6 separate regions of the Homo sapiens genome follow, and all the other regions are linked to region 6. The links are chromatin contacts, found by Hi-C or POLR2A ChIA-PET in ENCODE. All regions are on one chromosome and are shown on one strand. Each heading gives the region's core, a stretch centred on a gene start or an enhancer-like site at or near the end of the contact. The rest is flanking DNA. Distances are from core to core; before and after follow the strand shown.

What was found. A loop is a pair of places that touch in the nucleus more often than their neighbours do. ChIA-PET counts read pairs that join two places held with the same protein, here RNA polymerase II (POLR2A). Pooled maps may share reads with other maps.
Region 1: a loop to region 6 is called in a map of ascending aorta, with 3 times the contacts of the local background. The contact joins the promoter of SPNS1 here to the promoter of SGF29 in region 6. A Hi-C loop is called at or near these places in 1 of 168 maps with a recorded cell type or tissue (ascending aorta), 1 of 37 single-sample maps with no recorded cell type and 9 of 50 pooled maps. POLR2A ChIA-PET finds 5 or more read pairs at or near these places in 2 of 52 experiments (HCT116 and MCF 10A).
Region 2: a map of transverse colon shows a loop between it and region 6 (10-fold over the local background). The contact joins the promoter of SH2B1 here to the promoter of SGF29 in region 6. A Hi-C loop is called at or near these places in 4 of 168 maps with a recorded cell type or tissue (CD8-positive, alpha-beta T cell, MCF 10A, chondrocyte and 1 more), 2 of 37 single-sample maps with no recorded cell type and 10 of 50 pooled maps.
Region 3: a pooled map shows a loop between it and region 6 (4-fold over the local background). The contact joins the promoter of ATP2A1-AS1 here to the promoter of SGF29 in region 6. A Hi-C loop is called at or near these places in 1 of 168 maps with a recorded cell type or tissue (MCF 10A) and 4 of 50 pooled maps.
Region 4: a loop to region 6 is called in a pooled map, with 7 times the contacts of the local background. The contact joins the enhancer-like site here to the promoter of SGF29 in region 6. A Hi-C loop is called at or near these places in 1 of 168 maps with a recorded cell type or tissue (mesothelial cell of epicardium) and 3 of 50 pooled maps. POLR2A ChIA-PET finds 5 or more read pairs at or near these places in 3 of 52 experiments (H1, HepG2 and activated naive CD4-positive, alpha-beta T cell).
Region 5: a loop to region 6 is called in a map of dorsolateral prefrontal cortex, with 6 times the contacts of the local background. The contact joins the promoter of SBK1 here to the promoter of SGF29 in region 6. A Hi-C loop is called at or near these places in 5 of 168 maps with a recorded cell type or tissue (CD8-positive, alpha-beta T cell, dorsolateral prefrontal cortex, naive thymus-derived CD4-positive, alpha-beta T cell and 1 more), 7 of 37 single-sample maps with no recorded cell type and 9 of 50 pooled maps. POLR2A ChIA-PET finds 5 or more read pairs at or near these places in 3 of 52 experiments (AG04450, K562 and activated naive CD4-positive, alpha-beta T cell).

What each region holds. Positions count from the first base shown.
Region 1 is chr16:28,972,679-28,976,203 of GRCh38, forward strand. It overlaps SPNS1 (SPNS lysolipid transporter 1, lysophospholipid), which reads left to right and starts at 2,100. Exons shown (of 12, transcript NM_032038.3): 1 at 2,100-2,714; 2 at 2,814-2,879. The coding sequence starts at 2,474. RefSeq lists enhancers at 1,837-1,956, 2,037-2,146, 2,245-2,414, a cis regulatory region at 2,330 and a silencer at 2,367-2,456.
Region 2 is chr16:28,862,075-28,865,585 of GRCh38, forward strand. SH2B1 (SH2B adaptor protein 1) reads left to right here and starts at 1,769. Exons shown (of 8, transcript NM_001387430.1): 1 at 1,769-3,511. RefSeq lists enhancers at 844-913, 1,194-1,488, 1,206-1,711, 1,354-1,713 and a silencer at 1,824-1,983.
Region 3 is chr16:28,878,425-28,882,248 of GRCh38, forward strand. It overlaps ATP2A1-AS1 (ATP2A1 antisense RNA 1), which reads right to left and starts at 1,497. Exons shown (of 2, transcript NR_046290.1): 1 at 1,118-1,497; 2 at 533-680. ATP2A1 (ATPase sarcoplasmic/endoplasmic reticulum Ca2+ transporting 1) reads left to right here and starts at 64. Exons shown (of 23, transcript NM_004320.6): 1 at 64-365; 2 at 675-692; 3 at 1,077-1,159; 4 at 2,491-2,595. The coding sequence starts at 248. RefSeq lists an enhancer at 450-1,223 and silencers at 1,294-1,343, 1,364-1,713.
Region 4 is chr16:28,186,981-28,190,935 of GRCh38, forward strand. All of the region lies in intron 1 of XPO6 (exportin 6), which reads right to left. Among named protein-coding and RNA genes, the nearest start is that of XPO6, 23 kb to the right of the region's middle. RefSeq lists enhancers at 692-861, 1,946-1,995 and a silencer at 2,388-2,527. Within about 2 kb of position 1,536, at least 11 of the 41 ENCODE cell types and tissues checked have a DNase peak (open chromatin) inside an H3K27ac peak, as active enhancers do.
Region 5 is chr16:28,290,592-28,294,199 of GRCh38, forward strand. It overlaps SBK1 (SH3 domain binding kinase 1), which reads left to right and starts at 1,934. Exons shown (of 4, transcript NM_001024401.3): 1 at 1,934-2,709. It overlaps LOC124903670 (a long non-coding RNA gene), which reads right to left and starts at 1,474. Exons shown (of 2, transcript XR_007065033.1): 1 at 1,176-1,474. RefSeq lists silencers at 1,426-1,597, 1,805-2,034.
Region 6 is chr16:28,552,157-28,555,607 of GRCh38, forward strand. It overlaps SGF29 (SAGA complex associated factor 29), which reads left to right and starts at 1,764. Exons shown (of 10, transcript NM_138414.3): 1 at 1,764-1,941. RefSeq lists an enhancer at 1,733-2,052 and a silencer at 2,073-2,192.

The DNA.
Region 1 (3,525 bases), core at 850-3,349, 420 kb after region 6:
GCTATTCCCGTTGTATGAATAGATTATGCCCCTGTTGATGGACATGTGGATTCTTTTCATTTTTGGGCTATTATGAATAATGCATTTATGAACATTCATATACAGGTTTTTGTTTGGACACGTTTTCATTTCTCATTGGTGGTTACCTAGGAGTGGAATTGCTGGGTCATATGGGAAGTGTATATTTAATTTTTATTTATTTAGTTTTTTTGTAGAGATGAGTCTTGCTTTGTTGCCCAGGCTGATCTTGAACTCCTGGGCTGAAGTGATCCTCCCACCTCAGCTTCCCAAAGGGCTAGGATTACAGGCATGAGCCACTGTGCCTGGCCAAAAACACAATTTTTAAAATGGACAAAAGAGCTGGGTGCAGTGGCTCACACCTGTAGTCCTAGCATTTTGGGAGGATGAGGTGGGAGGATTGCTTGAGTTCAGGAGTTCCAGACTAGCCTGGACAACATAGCGATAACTCATCTCTACAAATATAAAAATTAAAATGACACTGGGCATGGTGGCTCACCCCTGTAATCCCAGCACGGTGGGAGGCTGAGGCGGGCAGATCACTTGAGGTCAGGAGTTCAAGACCAGCCTGGCCAACCTGCTGAAAGCCCATCTCTACCAAAAATACAAAAAATTAGCCGGGTGTGGTGGCACGTGCCTGTTATCCCAGCTACTTGGGAGGCTGAGGCACAAGAATCGCTTGGACCCCGGAAGTGGAGGTTGCAGTGAGCCGAGATCCCGCCACTACACTCCAGCTCCAGCCTGGGTGACAGAGCAAGCGTCTGTCTCCAAAAAAAGAAAGAAAGAAAAAAAAAAAGAGTTCTTTACATGGATACAAGTCCTTTGGCAGATAGATGCTTTGTAAATATTTTCATTCAACCTGTGGCTTGCCTTTTCACTTCAGAGGTGCAATTTACAATGCGTATCACTCTCTAGATAAGCTCCACGAGGGAAGGGAGTAAGTCTGCCTTTCCCTGAAACCTGGTAAAATGCCAGGCACATACATGTTCAATAATATCTTGTTGAGGGAATTAAATGCCTGCAACCTGAAGTTCCTGTCCGCCAGGGGAAACCAAGCTTAAGGTTCTGAAACACGAGGCACCTAATATGGGGGGGGGGGGGGGGTTAAAGCCAATTATGGGTATTCGGACTCGAAATAGTTTCTAACAAGGCGTTTTGGGGTTGGGGGATGCTCTCCCCACGAGATTCCAGGATTTCAGTAGAGGGCCTTTAAGGGCTGGTTGAAAGATGGGTCTTGAAGCTGTATTTGCACAGAACTATACTAATTTTACTTAGAGTGCTTTATTAGATGTAGCTTGGAGATTATAGGGTGCCACTAAAGAACCACTCCCAAGTTATCCCTTTGACCCTAGTCCTGCAGCTGGGAGTCTCCTTAGGCTAGGAGCTCCTGCCTGCCCTACAAAAGCCCACCGGAGGGCGCAAGGGCTCCAATCCCGATTGGAGTGAGGAAAAATATGCTCCAGGAGCGGCGGGTGGAGACGCTTCCTTTAATAGGTATTTAAGTGTCCACGGTGAAGGCTCAGGAGTTTACAAGGCTAGCAGGGTTGGGGAATCTCAACAAAGGGCGGGGCGTTGCTCAAGCTCCATCCGTCCGTCCGTCCATCCCTCCGTCCCTCCAATCCTCCATCCATCGCGCTGCTCAAGCTCCATCCATCCATTTATCCATCCATCCATCCATCCTTTATTGAGAGTAAAAAGCCGCCAACCAGACCCTGGGAGGAAGACAGGATGGTTCCCGAGAACTAGGGCTGCTCCTTGGCTTTTAGAGGTATCTACTACTTCCAAAACCTTTTGAGACCCCATTATCCCGTTTGATGAAGATGGAGTCTGCCACGTGGGGGTTCCAGATAAGACAGCTGAGATTCGGAAGGGCAGGCGACTCCACCTAGTCACGGGGACGCTCTTTTTGACGCTCCAGGGACCGCAGGGTCTGGGAAAGTTCCTGGTTACTCCGGCGACCGGCCGGCCGTCACATGACATGTGAGCCCGGGCGGAACGCCCAAGAGGCTTCCGTAGTCGGGTGGCAGGTCACGTGTCGAAGGCTTGCCCGCGGGGACCCCTTCCACCCTGGCTCCCGCGTCACATGACCGGCTTTAAGCAACATGGCGGCTGCCGTGGTGCAGCGCCCGGGCTGAGCGACAGCAAGTGCAGCGGGCTCCTACCCCGGGTGAGGGGTGGCCTCCGCGTGGGATCGTGCCCTCTTCAGCCCGCTCCTGTCCCCGACATCACGTGTATTCCGCACGTCCCCTCCGCGCTGTGTGTCTACTGAGACGGGGAGGCGTGACAGGGCCCGGGTCCCTTCTCAGTGGTGCTCTGTGCTTCAGGGCAAGCTCCCCGTCTCCGGGCGCACTTCCCTCGCCTGTGTTCGGTCCATCCTCCTTTCTCCAGCCTCCTCCCCTCGCAGGTGGGATCGTCGGTGGGACCGGAGCGCGGGCGGGCGCGGCCCCCCGGGACCATGGCCGGGTCCGACACCGCGCCCTTCCTCAGCCAGGCGGATGACCCGGACGACGGGCCAGTGCCTGGCACCCCGGGGTTGCCAGGGTCCACGGGGAACCCGAAGTCCGAGGAGCCCGAGGTCCCGGACCAGGAGGGGCTGCAGCGCATCACCGGCCTGTCTCCCGGCCGTTCGGCTCTCATAGTGGCGGTGCTGTGCTACATCAATCTCCTGAACTACATGGACCGCTTCACCGTGGCTGGTAGGGACTCACTTCTGGGAGGAAGATAGTCTAGGAGAGGGGAGCCAGGGTCCCGAGGGTGGCGCTGCTTTGCCGGACCATCCTGAATTTTCTCCTCAGGCGTCCTTCCCGACATCGAGCAGTTCTTCAACATCGGGGACAGTAGCTCTGGGCTCATCCAGACCGGTGAGTGGGGACCACTCCTGGTCACACAGCCGCTCCTCCTTCTGTTCTGTCTCAAGTGGGGCCACGCGCTGGCCTGTCTAGGGGCTCATTAATGGAGGTTTTGTGGCCAGTTAGGGGAGGTGATGGCCCTGATGTTGCTCGGGGGTCAGCGGGACACCACATTTAAAGAGGGAGTCAGTTTAGTATAACTAAGTATAACTTCACCCAGGTGAAGACAGACCTGGGTTTAAATCTCAGCTCTTCCACTTATTGTGTGATGGTAGGCAAGGCACTCAACCTCTCTAAGCCTCATTTTCCTTGTCTATAAGATGGAACAAGTAATAACACGAATCATCTCTTAGGACTGATGTGAAGATTAACTAAAAGATTGTCTGTGAAGGGCCTAGTGCAGTGTTTGGCACATGGTAGACACCCAGTAAATAATGGCAGGAGGGTTGGGTGTGGTGACTCACGCCTGTAGTCCCAGCACTTTGGGAGGCCAAGATGAGTGGATCACTTGAAGTTAGGAGTTCAAGACCAGCCTGGTCAACATGACGAAACCCCATCTGTACTAAAAATACAAAAATTAGCCAGGCATGGTAGCGAGCGCCTGTAATCCCAGGTACTTGGGAGGCTGAGGCATGAGAGTTACTTGAACCCGGGAGGC
Region 2 (3,511 bases), core at 519-3,018, 310 kb after region 6:
TCGATTACTTGGGCCATAGCTTCCTTTACTGTTTAGGCCAGCTGGAGCCGGGTCAATCAGACACTGGATGGGTGGAGGATCTCACTGTGCTCATGCTTTCAACTACCCTCCGTACTTTAATTGTTCTCGATTTCTCTAACTGGCCTTGATGTCTCTTCTTAGCTCCAGACTATATGCCCACAGACGTCCCAAAAGCACGTCTGGAATTGACCTCATTATTATTATTGTTATTATTTTTGAGATGGAGTCTCGCTCTTTTGCCCAGGCTGGATTGCAGTGGCGCAGTCTTGGCTCACTGCAACTTCCGACTCTGGGGTTCAAGTGATTCTTCTGCCTCAGCCTCCTCTCAAGTAGCTGGGAGTACAGGCGCCTGCCACCAAGCCCGGCTAAAATTTTTGTATTTTTATTGCAGATGGGGTTTCACCATGTTGGTCAGGCTGGTCTCAAACTCCTGACCTCAAGTGATCCGCCCGCCTCGGCCTCCCAAAGTGCTGGGATTACAGGCGTGAGCCACTGCGTCCGGCCTTGACCTCAATTCTTTTTTTTTTTTTTTTTTTTTGATAGGGAGTCTAGCTCTGTTGCCCGCGCTGGAGTGCCGTGGCGCCATCTCGGCTCACCGCAACCTCTGCCTCCCGGGTTCAAGCTGTTCTCCTGCCTCGGTCTCCCAAGGGGCTGGGATTACAGGCGCCTGCCACCACGCCCGGCTAAATTTTTTGTATTTTTAGTACAGACGGGGTTTCACCATGTTGGTCAGGCTGGTCTCAAACTCCTGACCTCAAGCCATCCGCCCGCCTCGGCCTCCCAAAGGGCTGGGATTACAGGCGTGAGCCAGCGCTCCCGGCCCTGACCTCATTTTTTTTTTTTCTATTTTTAAAATAGGGATTCTAGTTCTGTTGCCTGGGCTGGAGTGCCGTGGCGCCATCTCGGCTCACCGCAATCTCTGCCTTCCGGATTCAAGCTATTCTCTTGCCTCTGCCTCCGGAGGGACTGGGACTACAGGCGCGCGCCACCATGCCCGGCTAATTTTTGTATTTTTAGTAGAGACGGGGTTTCACCATGTTGGCCAGGCTGGTCTCGAACTCCTGACCTCAGGTGATCCACCTGCCTCGGCCTTCCGAAGTGCTGGGATTACAGGCATGAGCCACTGCGCCCGGCCCTGACCTCATTATTTCTACCCACCCCCTCCCCCACCACTACCACCATCTTCATCTCCAGCCTCAGAGATGCAAACTCCTGGACCGCCTGCCCCTTTCCTCAGATAAACCAAGGTCGTAAGTTCAGGCTCCGCCTCCCCGCAGGGCCTCCCCAAGGTCACCCGCTTCTTTCCTCGCTCAGCTCCTTGGTGGCGTTGTCCGCGTGCCCCTCCACAGCGGGGCCGGCGCTCTAGGCTGCAGCGGGCCGTTCACACAGCCTCATCATCTCGCTGGTTTCCGGTGCTCGGCGGCTACTCTAGCCCTCAGCCGGGCCCTGGGACTCTATCCCCTAAGGCCGGTTCTCTATGGTCGACATCGCCCCTTTGTCCCGAATTTCCTCCGGGAGGACGCTCTGGTGGGATCCAAGCACTTCCCCCGCTGCGTCTGTGGTCGCTTTTAGGTGCAACTGGAGAAGGCACTGAAGCCCTACGAGATTCACACCGTCTTCGGTCTCCTGGGGTCGGCGCCGAGTGGGAGGATGGCGGAAGTAAGTATGAAGGTGCCCTTCCCTCCCGCCGCTGTTCTCTATGGTCTCTTCCTTCAGCGACGGGAAAGGGGGTCCTGACGCCTGCGCGGAACCGGGCTGGGCGCTCGTCGCGTAGTGGGTGGGGGCGCAGGGAGCGGGAGCCGCCGCCGCCGCCGCCGCCGCCGGAGCTAACCTCGGGGACCGAGATGCAGGTGGGACCGGAACCGGAACCCCCCTCTTCAAGTACCTTTTCCCTCTCCGCGACCCGGCCCTGGCGCCCGAGAGGATTCCTGGGTGGGGGTGGGCGTGGAGGGCCGGGGGCTGGAGAGGCACTCGGCCCCGGAGAGTGCAGCAGACAGGGCTGGTCCCGAGGTGGATGCGGCCCCGGAAAATGGGCGGCTGGGGGGTGTCCAGGGAGTAGGGTCGGATCGGAGTATATGGACCACCGGGCCCGGAGGGTCCGAGCCGAGAGCGGAGCCTGCACCCTCCACCTCCCGCCCTTCGGGAAATATCAGAACTGAGCCAGGAGGCAGGTGCACCGGGAAAATGTGTCTGAGTCCTGCTTGGCAGAAGAGAAACTGAGTCACCAGCTTAGGAGTCGCAGGGTCAGCGGGCCTGAAGGGGGCTGGGTCTGTCTGCGGTGCGGAGGATTGGGTGGGCCTGTGTGAGCCGAGGTGGCCGCTGGCTGGAGATTGGTTTGCACTTCTTGGCTGGGTTCCCCCGTGCTCCATGACTCCTGCATCTCCTGATTGTTTCTCGTTGGTTTGGAGTTGTCCCTGCGGTTGGAGCCATCTGAGCTTGTAGGGTCGAGGCCCAGGAGGAAGGGGAGGGTTCACCGACTTACAGCCTGGCTGTAGGTTTGAACAGGAGTCTGAGGTCGCTGAGGGTTTGGGGAGGCTTTCCTGAGCTGCTCTGGCCCCAGTCCTGGGGCTGTCACCTTCCAGTATTGCGTGGCGGGAGGAGCGCTAACAAGAGCCAAGGGTTGTAAATTCCACACCCAGCTCTGCCACTTTCTAGTTGTAAGACCTTGAGAGGGCTCCTCCTTTCTCTAATTTCTATTTTAGAAAATTGGAACAATAATATTCTTCTCCCACATGAAGATAGTAACAATGGCAGTCGTTCAGCGGATGCTTACTTTGCGTTCAGCGCTGACATACCCCATTCCATGTAATTCTCTCAACATTTCGAGGGGAGGGATCATTAGCTTTGTTTAACAGATAGAAAAACGGAGGCTCAGAGAGGACGTGGAATTTGTTCAAGATAACATCGCTCATAAGGTGGCTGGACTGGGTGCTCATAAGGTGGTTTGAGCCCTGGTCTGACTCAAGTCCATGGCCTTAACCAGAAGGCTAACCTGCCTTTAGGGCATACTCCCCAGTGGGAGAAGAGGAAGGTGAAAAATCCTAGGGCCCCAGCTCTCCCTGTGATGTTTTGTTTACGTGAGGCCAGCAAAGACTTGACCTGAGCCAACCCAGTTTCTCCTCTGGGGCCCCTGCGGCCTCTGGCCCCAGACTGAAGGGATACCAAAGAAGTGGGCTGTAGCTATTTCACATCTCCTTCACGCAGTGCGTGGGTGCTGGACTCTGGGGTCAGCTTTCAAGACAATTACTGTTTTGGTCCATCATGCATCCATCCTCATTAATGAATCGGCCCCCTCCAAAGAGTTGGACCCTAAGATGCGTGAGGCAGGCTCTCTAAGGTCTAGAATCCCAGCTCCTCTCTAGCCCCCTGCGAGCTGGGGCGGTGAGGTGCTATGGCTGAGGCTGGCCCAGCCGGGCCCTGGGGACAGGGACTATGAAGTGGGGAAAACAGTAGACTTGGAGTTCTGAAACTTTTCTGAGCTTCGGTTTCC
Region 3 (3,824 bases), core at 247-2,746, 330 kb after region 6:
GGTGGAGGGGGGAGCCCGGCCTCCCCCTGCTCCCTCATAAGGACCAGCTGGGGGCCGGGGGGTGGCCGGCTGCTCAAGTGGGACGGGGGTCAGAGCTTTGTGGAGGGAAGAAAAACCTGGAGGGGGCAGGAGAGTAAAAAGAAGAAACCCAGGCAGACAGGCAGTTGGACACACTGAGGAAGACCCCCCACGAGTGGGAACCCCCTGGAAGGAACACACCGGCCCCGGCCCCCAGGAAGGGAGCACAATGGAGGCCGCTCATGCTAAAACCACGGAGGAATGTTTGGCCTATTTTGGGGTGAGTGAGACCACGGGCCTCACCCCGGACCAAGTTAAGCGGAATCTGGAGAAATACGGCCTCAATGGTAAGTGTCCCTTGGAAGAGCGGCTGGTAATTAATGCCCTCCTGCACCCCCAAAACACACGCACACGCATGCACGCGTTTCTCCCTTCAGGGTTTCTTAAGGAAGAGCTGGGCCGTTGTCCAATGCTCGCAGGGGGAAGAAGATACTGAGAAAACAGAGTCCCGAGATCCAGAGTTTTGGGAGGTTTTAATGGGATGAACTTGATGAACCTCAAGGTGGCCTGATTCTCTTAGCCACAAAGTCTTGGGTGTGGGGGGCATGAGGCTGAACCCCAAATGAATCTGTCCTTTTCTTCTTTTTCCTGGGTAGAGCTCCCTGCTGAGGAAGGTAAGTTACTGGAATCCCTGAACTCTCATAAATGACCACCCCCCACCCCGCCCTGTCCCACTCCCTCCTCCCTGCCTCTTTAGATTCTTTGAGCAAATATCCCTTCCCAAAAGGCAAATCTCCCTCCCTAAAGGTTAGAGTCCTGTCCGGGGCAGAAGTCTCCCAGGCGCTTTCTCCTTGAAGCAGCCAACCCTTGAACTGCCCCCCACTTTGCCGAGTCTGTTTCTGGACTCCAGGCGAGCTTCTTAGCCCTTCTCTGGGCACCAAGCTGTCTGCCCACCACCCTAGAGCCTCCCCACTGCAGGCCGGAGTCCAGGGCGCTCCATCCCAGACCTTCACCCACTAGACCTTAACCCGGGGCCCTCCCCTTGCCTCCTCCCCCAGGGAAGACCCTGTGGGAGCTGGTGATAGAGCAGTTTGAAGACCTCCTGGTGCGGATTCTCCTCCTGGCCGCATGCATTTCCTTCGTAAGTGTGGGAGGGTCTCTGGGGGCTGGCTGGGGGTGTGAGGCTGGGATCGGGCGAATGCGGGGCTCGCAGTCACTGGATCCTCCCGTCCGAGTCCCGAGCATCCCATTGTACAGACGGGGCGGGCTGGCGCGCAGCAGCGGGTGTGATTCGCGTCCTCCTCTCTCCTCCCCTGCACCCCAGAGGCAGGTTTTATTTTAAGCTTTAAGGGTGTTCTCAGCCAAAACACCGAAGCTAAGCCACCCTCGCGGCTTCAAGAGCTTGGAGAGCTCGGGTTACCCACCCGAACTCCGGGCTCCGGGTCCCGCCGCGATGCCGGCTGCGGCGCGGGGGGCCACTGCCACTCCCGGCATGCGCCGGGCGGACGGCCGCTCCACCAATCCCCGCGCCCGTCGGCGCCCCTGCCCCGCCCTCCCCAGCCTCCTGACGCTGATTGGTCGAGGGGAGGACTCGCTCCTAGTGGCGGGAAAGCGCGGCGGTGTGATGATGACTCCAAGGAGCCCGGCGCCCGGTCAGGGAGGGCACTGGCATCCCTCATTACCCGCCCAGCCTGGCCTTAGCCCTTCCCCGCGCTCCCTAGGCACCCCCACCCCCGCAGGGCATCTCCAGGGCTCTGCCTCCTCTCCCGCCCTGGGGGCTACTCCCCATCCCGCGGTCCATCTGCATGTCGCGGGTTCTTCCGCAGCATGTGAGCCTCGCTGGGGACTCTGGAGGCAACGAAAGCCTCCCTGTGCCTTGGTCTCCGAACGCAGGCCCCGTCGCGTTAAGCACAAGCTGGCAGGGCCTCTCCTCTCCCTTCTCAGATTTGCTCCTTGACATTTGCCTGCTGCCTGGCGGTGGCAACAGCTGGGGCGGGGCGCGCGCAGGAGGCCCCGTAACCCTATCCCCGCTCCGGCTCCCTCGTGAAACCGGAGCTTCCCTGCCTTGGCCGAGGGGGAGGGCTGCGGGGGCCAGACCGCCTGCGAAGACCACAGGGTTTTTCCTCTCGGGTTTTGGCTCCCGTGGGATGGATGTGGCTGTGCGGGGGGTTGGCCTGAGCTTCGCTTCTAAGCCAGCAGCTTGGTCAGGGAAACCTGAAAGCATTCCCAGCTAATCCCCCAAGTGGTGCAAGTCTGTGCGCGCCCATCCCGCTGAGTAAGGCGGTGGCAGGACCTGCAGTGGATGGACAGACCCTCAGACGGATGTGGGGCCACAGCGCCCCGACGGTGCCCGGCCCTCCTGCTGGCTCCTGCACTCTCCTGCACAGTTCTCCCCTTTGCAGTGGTCCACTTCCTTTCTCCATCTGTTTTGGGGCCTCATTACCTGTCATTCTCCTTTCCCCTGCTCCCCAGGTGCTGGCCTGGTTTGAGGAAGGTGAAGAGACCATCACTGCCTTTGTTGAACCCTTTGTCATCCTCTTGATCCTCATTGCCAATGCCATCGTGGGGGTTTGGCAGGTTAGCGTTGACCCTTCCTTACCCCTTCATGTCCCAACAGTGAAGAAGAGGCCAACCCTCCCTCCAGTCTCCTCCTCCTCCATCACCTCCCCCATACTTGCCTCTTCCTCTGGTCCTATCCCCTGGTCTGGAATGGGATGGAGTGTGGGGAAGAGGTGGGAGACTGTGACCCACTGTCACTTCCTGGCTATGTGACCCTGAGCAAGTTCCTTCATCCCTCTGAGCCTCAGTTTCTTCATCCATAAAATGGGGCTAGCAATCCAGTGTGAAATCGACTAAGATGATGCATGTTCCTGGCACACAGTAGGAATTCAATAGACGCTAGCTTGATTTCCTTCTTCCACTGACCTGACCACCCCCTACATGTCCTGTCCTCTGCTTCCTGGTTTGTTTTGTTTTGTTTTGTTTTTAGGTCATTTCCAAAGTGAAAACCCAAATGCTACCTTGCTTTGGTTTTAAGAAATGTCAGGCTATAAGCCATTTTTTGGTGCTCACTGGTTTCTGAACACTGAGGATAGAAATAGCCACTTTCATACTTTGGGAGGCCGAGGCGGGTGGATCAGTTGAGGTCAGGAGTTCAAGAGTAGCCTGGCCAACATGGTAAAACCCCATCTCTACTAAAAATACAAAAAAATTAGCTGGGCATGGTGGCAGGTGCCTGTAATCCCAGCTACTCAGGAGGCTGAGGCAGGAGAATCACTTGAATGGGGAGGCGGAGGTTGCAGTGAGCCAAGATTGCACAATTGCACTCCAGCATGGGCAACAGAGTGAGACCCAGTCTCAAAAAAAAAAAAAAGAGAGAAATAGCACTTTCTCTTTGCCCCAGTGTTACAGGCGCAGCAGAGCCACCTGTGTCTGTGGTGCTGACAGGTCCAGGACAGCATCTGCAGGGCAGCCTCTGATTTTCTTTGATTTTTTATTTAGATTTTTCTTTTTGAGACAGGGTCTCGTTCTCTTGCCCAGGCTGGAGTGCAGTGGCGTAATCTCATCTCACTGCAATCTCTGCCTCCAGGTTCTGGTGATTCTCGTGCCTCAGCCTCCCAAGTAGCTGGGATTACAGGCGCGTGCTACTACGCCCGGCTTTTTTTTTTTTTTTTTTTTTTTTTTGTACTTTTCGTAGAGACGGACGGGGTTTCACCATGTTGTCCAGGCTGGTCTCGAACTCCTGACTTCAAGTGATCCGCCTGCCTCAGCCTCCCAGAGTGCTGGGATTACAGGCGTGAGTCACC
Region 4 (3,955 bases), core at 286-2,785, 370 kb before region 6:
ACTTCAAAGAACTGAAGGTGGCCTAGCAGTTACATCCTGTAGTCCTGGCGTACATATAAACAGCCTCAGAAGACCAAAGAGAAAACTAACTCTATCTGAAGGAAAGAAAGCTTCAAAGGGGTGATTTGGGTTTTGAAGAGCAAGGAAGTTTACTAGGAGGATAAGAAGGAAAGCATGCCTGATTCAATGTCACTCGCCATAGGAAGCCACTCCAATCTGAACACTCATGGTCTCATAAGCGAGTACCTAGCCCCATCCTGCATTTGCTTCTGAGACTGCAATTTATAGTTTAACCTTCATGAATTTTCCTACACAGATTACAGTACAGATCAGGTCATTTACATCTTGTGTCTTTGTCTTGTAATCAGTACTACAGAATTTTGCCCTTGGTGCTGTTCTCTGGTCATTTCAGAATGGCAAAAGTTTTAAAATGCAGGCTCTAGGGTCAGGTTCCCCAAGTTTGAATCCAAATGTGCAGCTTGACCTTGGCCTAGTTATTTAATGTGTCACTGTTTCTTCTTGTGCACAAGTGGGGACAGTAAAAGTACCTAACATATTGGGTCATTCTGAGAATTAAATAAAATGTAAAATACATAGTAAACACAATGTCAGGCATGAAGTGTGGGCTGAAAGTCACTGTTCATACGTCATAGATATTAGGCTTCTCTACCCAGAACATCAACTGTCTGGAAAGATGCTCTATCTAGTATGTCTGTATTTTCTACAATATCTACCATGGGCTGGTGGCTCAACTATCTTAAAGACCAAATTCAAGACAGTAAAAGGAACAAGAAAACTGTTGGTATCACTTTCAGTTTCTCAAGAATACTGGTAATTCCTCCAAATTGAAGATACATGTGACTCTTTACATTTTCCCCTTTAAGGGTTCTGACCATAAGCAGACTTCTGCTCACACGCAGATTCAATCTGTGTTGAAAAACAGGAGACTGCTAACACTGAGACTGAAGGTGGATAATAAGGTGCTTTTCCCTAAGATGTAGCAGCTAGAAGGTGGTTTCCTCAAACCCTGATTAAATCTGTAATATGTTACCTAATGGCCTCTAAAACAACCCCCTCTAAGCATAACCTTTTTACAAAATTAATCTTGGGGAATAATGACTATTTTTTAAATTTTTTTTAAATAAAGATGGGGTCTTGCTATGTTGCCCAAGCTAGTCTTAAAACCCCCAGGTTCAAGCAATCCTCCCACCTATGCCTCTCAAAGTTCTGGGATTACAGGCATGGGCCAACATGCCCAGCCAAAAATGACTATTTTTTAAAGACACTTCTATTAAGCTTTTTGCCATCCTTTCCCAGAGCCTCATTTTGTATAATCTACTAGGAGGTGAATCATATGGGTCTCCTATATTCAGGTTCATGGGCTCATAGATACCAAACCTCAACAAAATGAGGACTAGTATCCCAGAGTGCCATTCAAATATCCCTGTGGCATATCTAGAACAGTGTCATTACCCTATTTGCTGTATATAAAGGTTTCGAAGAAAAGTGATTCTATCCCTGCTGCCAACGAAGGTTAAAAAGTATGCAAAACATATCCGGTGTGTTACAACACATGCGATTAGCAAAGATATTCAAACTCATGTAAACTTTCTCTGAAAGCTAACAGGATTACCATAGATGTCTAAACTCTCAGATCATCACTCTCACTTCCCTACACCCTTCACCACTGCAAAAAAAAAAAAAAAAAAAAAAAAAAAAGGAGAGAAAAAAATCTTTGACCTGTAGGCCTGCACACAAGTATGAGATGAAATACTAAGCTTAAAATAACATGCATGGGAACCAGGGCGAGTGACATCTACCTATCCCCCTCCTGAAGTCATTCAGCTCAAAAAGCCAGAAAGCTAGAAAAGTGCATCAAGGAAGCCCCAGTCAGGAGAACGACATTCAGAACAATGCTTCCTCCCATCTCTCCCTCCGGTCACTACTGCTCTTTTGCATCCCAGCCCGTAGATATTTTCCTTTTCCTTTTGTTTTCTGGAGGCACAGGTCTTGCTCTGTCGCCCAGGCTGGAGTACAGTGGCACAAACTCTATCTCCCGGGCTCAAGCTATCCTTCTACCTCAGCCTCCCAAGTAGCTGGGACCACAGCTGCACACCACCACATCCAGCTGATTTTTGTATTTTTTGTAGAGCTGGGGTTTCGCCATGTTGCCCAGGCTGGTCTTAAACTCCAGGGCTCAAGCGATCCGCCTGCCTCAGCCTCCAAAAGTGCTGGGATTAGAGGCACGAGCCACCGCGCCCAGCTGACACTTCCTTTAAAAAAAAAAAAAAAAAGCACAGCATATTGAAGTGGAAATCTCACTTTATTCCTCTATTTAAAAAAAAGAAAAAGTGGTGAAGCCCACTGACCCTCCACAGTCTAGCAGTCAGCAGGGCAATCAGGGAAGCCCAGAGACACTGGATGACTCGCTCAAAGACACACAGCCAGTGAGCAGCCAGCCAGAATCTCAGCCCCAGCCACACCCATGTGAGTTCCTTTCCTTAGCCTGACTGTGATAGGACAGCGTAAGGCCAAGCAGAGGGAAGACCGAGGTACAAATATACATTGATGTAATTCATTCTAAACATTGTGTACAAGAGTTGCAGGAGAAAAAAAAATGTCTTCTACTGAAGCAAACAGACAACCACAGCATGTAACAGGACTGCTAAGGCTGGGCAGGCGCGCCCACCCCTCTATTAACACAATCTGGAACAAAGTCATCCCCTCGCATGAGAAAGGCTTCTTGTTTTCTTGTCTGCAGCTTAGATCTAGACATAACTTTGCACAATATCTTCACACAGACATTTAATATTTGATTAAAACATACACTCTGGCTGCATCTAAACATAATTTTAGTCATTAAAAAGCACTTTTCTGCTTTAATCTAAAACTACCATAAAGTTGATCGATGGCAGAACATTCCTCTATTATTTCTTGGGTTTGCACAAAGTGCCCAGTCAGATTGTCTGTCTCTTCCTCTAATTACTGCTGAGGACCAAGAGTTAGAAGCAAGATGACTGCCGGGTGTCTGGGCCAGGAAGTTCAACTGATCCCACTGTGGCAGTGATAACATGGAAGCAGCATATTTTCTCCCCATGGAGACCAGTTAGAGGAAACATCTTTGTATACAGAGGATGGTACGTTTTATGCTGGGAAACCTCATCCACATAGTATTGGAGAATGCATAAAAACAAGACTCATCAATCAGCTACCAATGGAGAGGTGCACCAGTTTCTTTCTTTATTTTTTTTTTTTTTTGAGACTGAGTTTAGCTCTATCGCCCAGCTGGAGTGCAGTGGCACAATCTCAGCTCACTGCAACCTCCACCTCCCAGGTTCAAGCAATTCTCGTGTCTCAGCCTCCCAAGGAGCTCGGATTACAGGTGCCCGCCACCACACCTGGCTAATTTTTTTTGAATTTTTATTAGAGACAAGACTTCATCATGTTGGCCAGGCTGGTCTTGAACTCTTGACCTCAAGCGATACCGCCCACCTCGGCCTCCCAAAGTGCTGGGATTACAGGCCTGAGCCAGCGTGCCCAGCCTGGTTTCAATAATTTTAAACAACAAATCTAAAGACTAAAGAGCATGACAAGTAAATGCTACACCTGACCACAGATTGATCCTGGACTGGAGGGAAAAAATGCTATGAAAGGCATGACTGAGCCAATTGACAAAACTGGAATACAGGTGGTAGTAGGTTAGATCAAAGTACTGAATCAATGTTCTATTAACCGAAGATGGTAACTGTACCATAGTCATGTGGGAGAATGCCCCTATTAAGAAATATATGATATAGGGCAATGGACCATGACAAAGGCAACTTACTCTAAAATTGTTCAGAAAAAAATACATGTGTGTGTGAATGTACATGCATGTACATGCATATATGTCTATATATACATATAAAGAGGGAACGTGCAAATAACGTTAACAGGACAAAATATTAACGGTAGG
Region 5 (3,608 bases), core at 684-3,183, 260 kb before region 6:
GCCATTGCACTCCAGGCTGGGCAGCAGAGCAAGACTCTGTCAAAAAAAGAAGGAAGGTAGGAAGGCAGGAAGGAAGGAAAGAAGAAAGGAAGGAAGGAAGGGCGGGGAGAGAAAAAGAAAGAAAGGAGAAGAGAAGAGAAGAAAAGAAAAGAGAAAAAAGACAATCTAGACAGAGGCAGGAGGCCGACAAGTTAAGAACTGAAACAATATTCTCAATGGTAGAGGTTGCCAACCTATGGTCTGGGGGCCAGATTTGTCTGCAAAGTGTGTTTCATTTGGCCCATTCAATATTTCCGAATTTTGGGAATTCGTTTCAAACATTTAAAAGTTGGAAGATTTCTGGATGTCCTGCTTCTCTTTGAATATCATCCAGCCACGCACAGCCCACGATGTCTCCAGTTCCCCTCTTCTCCACCCTCTCTATCACTTTACATGCGACCCCAGTCGCTCATGTCTGCGCCTGTAGGTACTTGCGTTTGCAATCCCTGGCTCCTAAAGCTCTGGAAACAGTCGGGAGTGGCTGGGAGGATTACGCTGGGTTGAGAAAACAGCCTGATCAAAAACTTAGAAGAAATAGGGGCAGTCATAAAAAATGATGAGTTCATGTCCTTTGTAGGGACATGGATGAAGCTGGAAACCATCATTCTCAGCAAACTATCGCAAGGACAAAAAACCAAACACCGCATGTTCTCACTCATAGGTGGGAATTGAACAAAGAGAACACATGGACACAGGAAGGGGAACATCACACACCAGGGACTGTTGTGGGGTGGGGGGAAGGGGGAGGGATAGCATTAGGAGATATACCTAATGCTAAATGACGAGTTAATGGGTGCAGCACACCAACATGGCACACGTATACATACGTAACAAACCTGCATGTTGTGCATATGTACCCTAAAACTTAAAGTATAATAATAATTAAAAAAAAGAATGAAAAAGAAATGCTTTTGAAGCTTGAAGCTAAAAAAACAAAAAAAAAAGAAAGAAATAGGGAAGGCGTCCTATTGGGGCTTTCTCACTAGGGAAAGAGTGAGCTGCAGGGAGGAGAAAGAACAGGGCCTGGAAGGACGAGCTGTCCCTATCTCATCTCTGTCCCCATCCACCCACTTCATCCAGGCCACCAATTTCCGGTTATCAAACAGACAATGCAACATCCCTTACACCTGCTGTACCTCTGCCTAGAATCTCCTTTCTTCCCTTCTATCCGGCGAGCAGTTCCTCCCAGCTGCACTCCTGGACTAGTCACTGCCTATTTGCAGCAGGGATCGCAAAGGCGACCTCAGTTGGATAGGGCAACCACCCAGGCCCAAGTTTATGACCTCTTCCCCAAGAAGACTGTGAGTTCTCTGACGTCTCGCTGGAAATAGGATGCATGGATGGATGGATGGATGGATGGACGGACGGATGGATGGATGGATGGAAGCGCAGGCAGGCAGGCGGACGCATGGATGAATGAAATGCATATCCGAATGCAGAACCTGGATTTGTTTTCCCTCCTTCAAACACACACAGGCTCCGCCCCACTAGCACAGACCGGGACAGTCTGGGGCAGTCTCGTCCCGCAGGGCCCAGAAAGCTGGACCAGGTGACCCTCTCAGACTCCCCCGAGTCCTCTGTAACCTCGTTCTCGCCCCCTCGTGGGCTCTGACCTAGAAAAGGAGTGGGGTGGGTGGGGGGTGGGGGGTGGGAGCCAGCTCGGGAGCCACCGGCGCTAGGACCCAGCGCGGCCGGAAGGGGGTGGGGGCGCCGCGCGGGGAGAATCTGCGCTCCGCGGCGCGCGGCGGGAGGGCGGGCGCGCGGCGGGTGAGCGCGCTTGCGCGAGGGCGCGCGCCGAGCGGGACGGACAAAGGGGCGGGCGGCGGCGCGCGAGCCGGAGGGCGGAGCCGCGGGCCGGGCGGGCAGGTGCGCGCTGGCTGGAGGGCGGAGCCGCGATGCCGCGATGGAGCGCAGCCCGGGCGGGCGCCGGGGCCGGGGCCCGAGCGCCAGGCGGAGCGCGAGCTGGAGCCGCAGCCGGAGCCCGGGCCAGGCCGGGGGCCGGGAGCGCAGGGCCGGGCTGCTCGTAGCGGCGGCGACCGAGCCCCCCAGCGGCTGAGGGGCTTCCAGCGCCCGCCGGTGGCCGGGACCCACTAAAGCCCCCGCAGCCGAGGAGTGCGGGGAGCCCCCTTCCACATCCAGGATCCGGCGAGCCTCGGGGAAGAGGGGGGGCCCTCCCGGATCCGACACCGAGCGACTCCCCTGCGGGGAAAGCGGAGACTTCCTCGGTATTTAGAAGACAGCAAGCCCCCTACGGCACCGCAAGGACTCCCCCTCCTCAGTCTGGGCCCCCGCCCCAAGACCTAGAACGCAGTGCCCCCAGGCCGGGATTGCGAGAACCCCCTCCCAAGATCCGGTCATTACAACTCCACACCTCAAGACAAGAAGACCCAGCTCAGAACGCCCCTAGATCAGGGGATCCCAATTCCCCCCAACTCCGGTACATAGAAATCCCAAATCTAGGCAGCCGGGGACAGCAAGAGACACTCTCACCAGCAAGAAGCCTCGGGGATCCCCCCCCTAAAGCTCCAGGACTTGGGCGACTGAGCCCCTGGCGGCACCGCTTGCACCCCGGTCCATGGTCGTGGCGCCCTGAGCCCCCGGGGCCGGGCAGACGAAGACCGCGACGGCGCCCAGGCCCCCTGCCGCGGCGTCCCCGCGGCCCCAGCCCAGGTAAGCCGGGCCCAGGTGAGGGGCGGCAGGTGAGTGGCCACCGAGGTCCCCATAGCCCTGCAGGTGGGGAAGGAAGTATCGGGTTGCGCGCTCCCCCTTCCCCAGCGTCGCCATGGAGCCGAGGCTGAAGGACGTCTCTTTGTGTCTCGCTTGGAGGAGCCGCCCCCTCCTCCTCTCCCTTCCCCCACCCCACTCCCTAGCCTTGAGGCTCGGGCGCAGCTCCCCGGCCCCACGGAGGAGTGGTGGTGGAGCCCGTTGTGCCATGGAGAGGGGGGAAGAGGGCGGAGAGTCCCCCCCCAAAAGCTGCGAGCCTGGAGGTTGGCCCCCAGGTCCTTGGAGTGTGAATACCCCTCCCCCACGGCCAAGCTGAGCTTCTAGTGAAGTCCCCCCGAGAGGGGAAAATTTGGGGGTGCCCACAGGTGAGGGGGGCTGCCTTATGTGGCCCTGGGTGATGGCTGGGGCTTCGGGTGTGTGTCTTTGTCTGTGAGAGTGCGGGGAAGGGGTGTGTTTGAGCGGATGAATGGGAATCGCATCTTCCCTGTGACTCTGCTGCCCGACCCAGGCCACACTGGCGGTCTTTACCTAAACCATACTTTGTACTCCCTGTGGGACAGGGAGGGAGTAAGTACCCCCCAAAGTGAGGCGCTAGTTTCTGGGGAGGAGAGGTAGCCTAGATGAAGAAGCTATTTCAGGTCAGGGCACCGTTCTGTTCCCATTTGTCCCAGGGACAGCAACCCAAGTCTTTCCCTTCCCCTCCTAACCTGGAGAACACCCAGGTTAAACCAAGGGTTGGCTCAATGTGTCCCAGACAACCAAGGGCCAATTCCAGGGTCTCACTGTGGCTTTCCAGGTGGTACACACGGCCGTACCCCAGCCTGGCCCTCAGTGAGGTCCTGAAC
Region 6 (3,451 bases), core at 514-3,013:
TCAGTGACTAGGGTTGATTTTTTAAATTTATTTTATTTATTTATTTTTTGAGACAGAGTCTTGCTCTGTTGCCCAGACTGGAGTGCAGTGGCGCAATCTTGGCTCACTGCAACCTCCGCCTCCTGGGTTCAAGTGGTTCTTTCCTGCTTCAGCCTCCAGAGTAGCTGGGACTACAGGTGCGTGCCACCATGCCCAGCTAATTTTTGTATTTTTAGTAGAGACATGGTTTCATCATATTGGCTAGGCTGGTCTCAAACTCCTGACCTCGTGATCTGCCCACCTCGGCCTCCCAAAGTGCTGGGATTACAGGCGTGAGTCACCACGCCTGGCCTAGCTAGGGCTGATATTTAACAATCAGGAAAAAGAGCCCCTGAGACCTTTACAAATGCAAAATTTGCAAAATCCCTCAAAGCATAACCTTCATAAAAGGCAGTAAGTAGAACTGCAGCTGGGTGGATGGGCATGTCATTCACTGACCTGACGCCCACAGAAAGAACTGCAAGTGTGATGGAAGAAAATGATGCATTAATTTTGGGGTTAACATAGTTTCAGTGCTAACGCCTGAGATTCTCTAATAAACAGAAAAATACTGACGGGGCTGAGGTTGGTGGCTCATGCCTGTAATCCCAGCACTTTGGGAGGCTGAGGCAGGAGGATCGCTTGAGCCCAGGAACTCAAGACCAGCCTATGCAACATAGCAAGACCCCCATCTCTACCAAAAAAAATTTAAAAATCAGCAGAATGTGCTGGTGTGTGCTTGTAGTCCTAGCTACTCAGGAGCCCTGATGGCACCACTGCACTCCAACCTGGACAACAGAGCGAGACCCTGTCTCAAAGAGAAAAAAAAAGAAACATGTGATGGCCAGGCACTGTGCTAGGTACTAGGAATACACAGGTGAACACAAGATGATCCCAATCTCATAGGACTTGCAAGTTTATCAAATAATCAACAAATAATTACAGACATTTGTAGGTTATGTAAGAAACTTTAAGATACCAGGATGGCTTTCGATAAAATACCATTGAGGCTACATGTCCATTGCACGTCCATATCCTTAGTACTTTCCTGAGAAGATTCCCTAGAAGTGCGATTTCTGGGTCTAAAGATCTGCTTGTTTTTTGTTTGTTTGTTTTTTTGAGATGGAGTTTCCCTCTTGTCACCCAGGCTGGAGTGCAATGGTACAATCTCCAGTCACTACAACCTCCGCCTCCTGAATTCAAGCGATTCTCCAGCCTCAGCCTCCCCAGTACCTGGGATTACAGGCACCCGCCACCACGCCCGGCTGATTTTTGTATTTTTTAGTAGAGACGGGGTTTCACCATGTTGGCCGGGTTGGTTTCAAACTCCTGAACTCAGGTGATCCGCCCGCCTTAGCGTCCCAGTGTTGGGATTACAGGCGTGAGCCACCGCGCCCGGCCTGTTTTTAATTAATTTTTTAACAACAGACTTTTATTTTTTAGGGCATTTTTAGGTTCACAACAAAATTGAGCAGAAAGTACAGTTTTCATATTACCCCTGCGCCCACCCACCTCCAGCAAGCAGCAATCTGTTCGCTTTCAAGTTTTATTTATTTATTTATTTATTGCATTTTGTTTTAAATAGAGTCTGGGGAAATGGGAGAAAACGCTGAAAACGCACAAGCACTTTGGTTGGTTAAATTAGGGTTCCGCCAAGAGCCGGAGCGGTGTGCCAAGTGAAAACTACATTTCCCACGGGGCAGCGGGTCACGTCACAGAGGAACGACTACGCATGCGTGCAAGGTCCTCCGCGCGCGACTACGCTCATAAAAGGAAAAAAAAGCGTGTGCGGTTCTCGACGTGCCGCCAATCTTCGAACGCAGGTCTGTGATCATCCGCAGACTCCGAAAAAGGGTTCGAGGAACGCGCCTGCTCCCCTCGTCGCAGTTTCCAGCCCGACGAGCTTGTTTTGTCCCGGACTCGGTAGGTGGCGACGGGCCGTGGCCTGAGACCTCCGGCGAAACGCGGGAGCGAAGGGCTGAGTCCTCCCTCCGCGCCGCGGCTCCCGACCTCCCTGAGGCGGCGCTCTAGGGGCGGTGCGCACGCGCTCTGGGCGGGAGGGGGGCGGGGCTCGTGGGGGTGGGGGCGGGAGAGGAGGGCGGGGCCGGGGCTCGGGGAGGGCGGGCCCTGCGCCCGGCCGCTCGAGGTCTGCGCTTGCGTGCTTCCATCCCCGGCGAGGGTGGGAAACAGCGACACGCTGGGCTCGGCACGGACGCAGCTTCCAGGTGGGGTACTCGGACCCGGGTCACGAAGATGCGGACAGAGGATGGGCCCCGAACTCCAGCACTTATTTTATGATTTGCACAAAAATTTTGTATATATATATAGTTCTTAACAAGATACACTAACAGCTCGTCGTTTGCCCAGGAGGCTCAACCTCCCGCCTCGGCCTCCCAAAGTGTGGGGAGTATAGGCGTGAGCCCCCGCGCCCGGCCAAAAAATGCCCGTCTTAAGAACAACAAAACAGCCTCCTTCACCCTCGCTATCCTCCAGTTACCTCCTCCTCGGCTCCGGTTTGCAGCCAAAGGCCTTAGTCTACCCTCACTAATGCCTTTTCTCCTCCAAGTCTTGAACCCTTGAGCCTCTAGTCAGGCTTTGGTCTCCACCACTCCACTAAAAAGGCTTCTTGTCAAAGCCACCAGTGATCTCTAGGTGGCCAAATGCATTGTTAAGTTAGGTCTCAGTCCTGTTCAGCATTTGATGCTGTGGATCACTGCCCCTCCTTGAAACACTGTTTTCATTTGGCTTGCTGAACGTTCTCTTCCTTTGCCTCTGCTCTCTCTGGCTTCTCCTCTGCTGATTCTAACCTAGGCATCATCTCACATTTTTGTTTTTATTAGAGACACGTTCTCTGTTGCTCAGACTGGAGAACAGTGGTGTTATTACAGCTCACTGCAGCCTCAAACTCTTGGGCTTAAGCAGTCCTCCTAACCAAAGCCTCCCCAAATGCTGGAATTACAGGCATGAGCCACCGCAATCCCAGTTTCACATTTTAAATGTAAATACTGGCCAGGCGCGGTGGCTCATGCGTGTAATCCTAGCACTTTGGGAGGCCGAGGTGGGCAGACTGCCTGAGCTCAGGGGTTTGAGACCAGCCCGAGCAACGTGGTGAAATCCAGTCTCTTCTAAAAAAAAAAAAAAAAATTAAAAAATTAGCCGGGCGTGGTGGTGCACGCCTGTAATCCCAGCTACTTGGGAGGCTGAGGCACAATAATCACTTAAACCCAGGAGGTGGATGCTGCAGTGAGCCAAGATCGTGCCACTGCACTCTAGCCTGGGTGACAGAGCAAGACCCTGTCTCAAAAAAGAGTTCTAGAGGTGGAAGAAAATCCACATATAAGTGGACCTGCACAATTAAAACCTGCATTGTTTGAGGGTCAACTGTATAGCTATTTTAAAAGAGATTTATTGTGATGGATTGGGTGACACTATT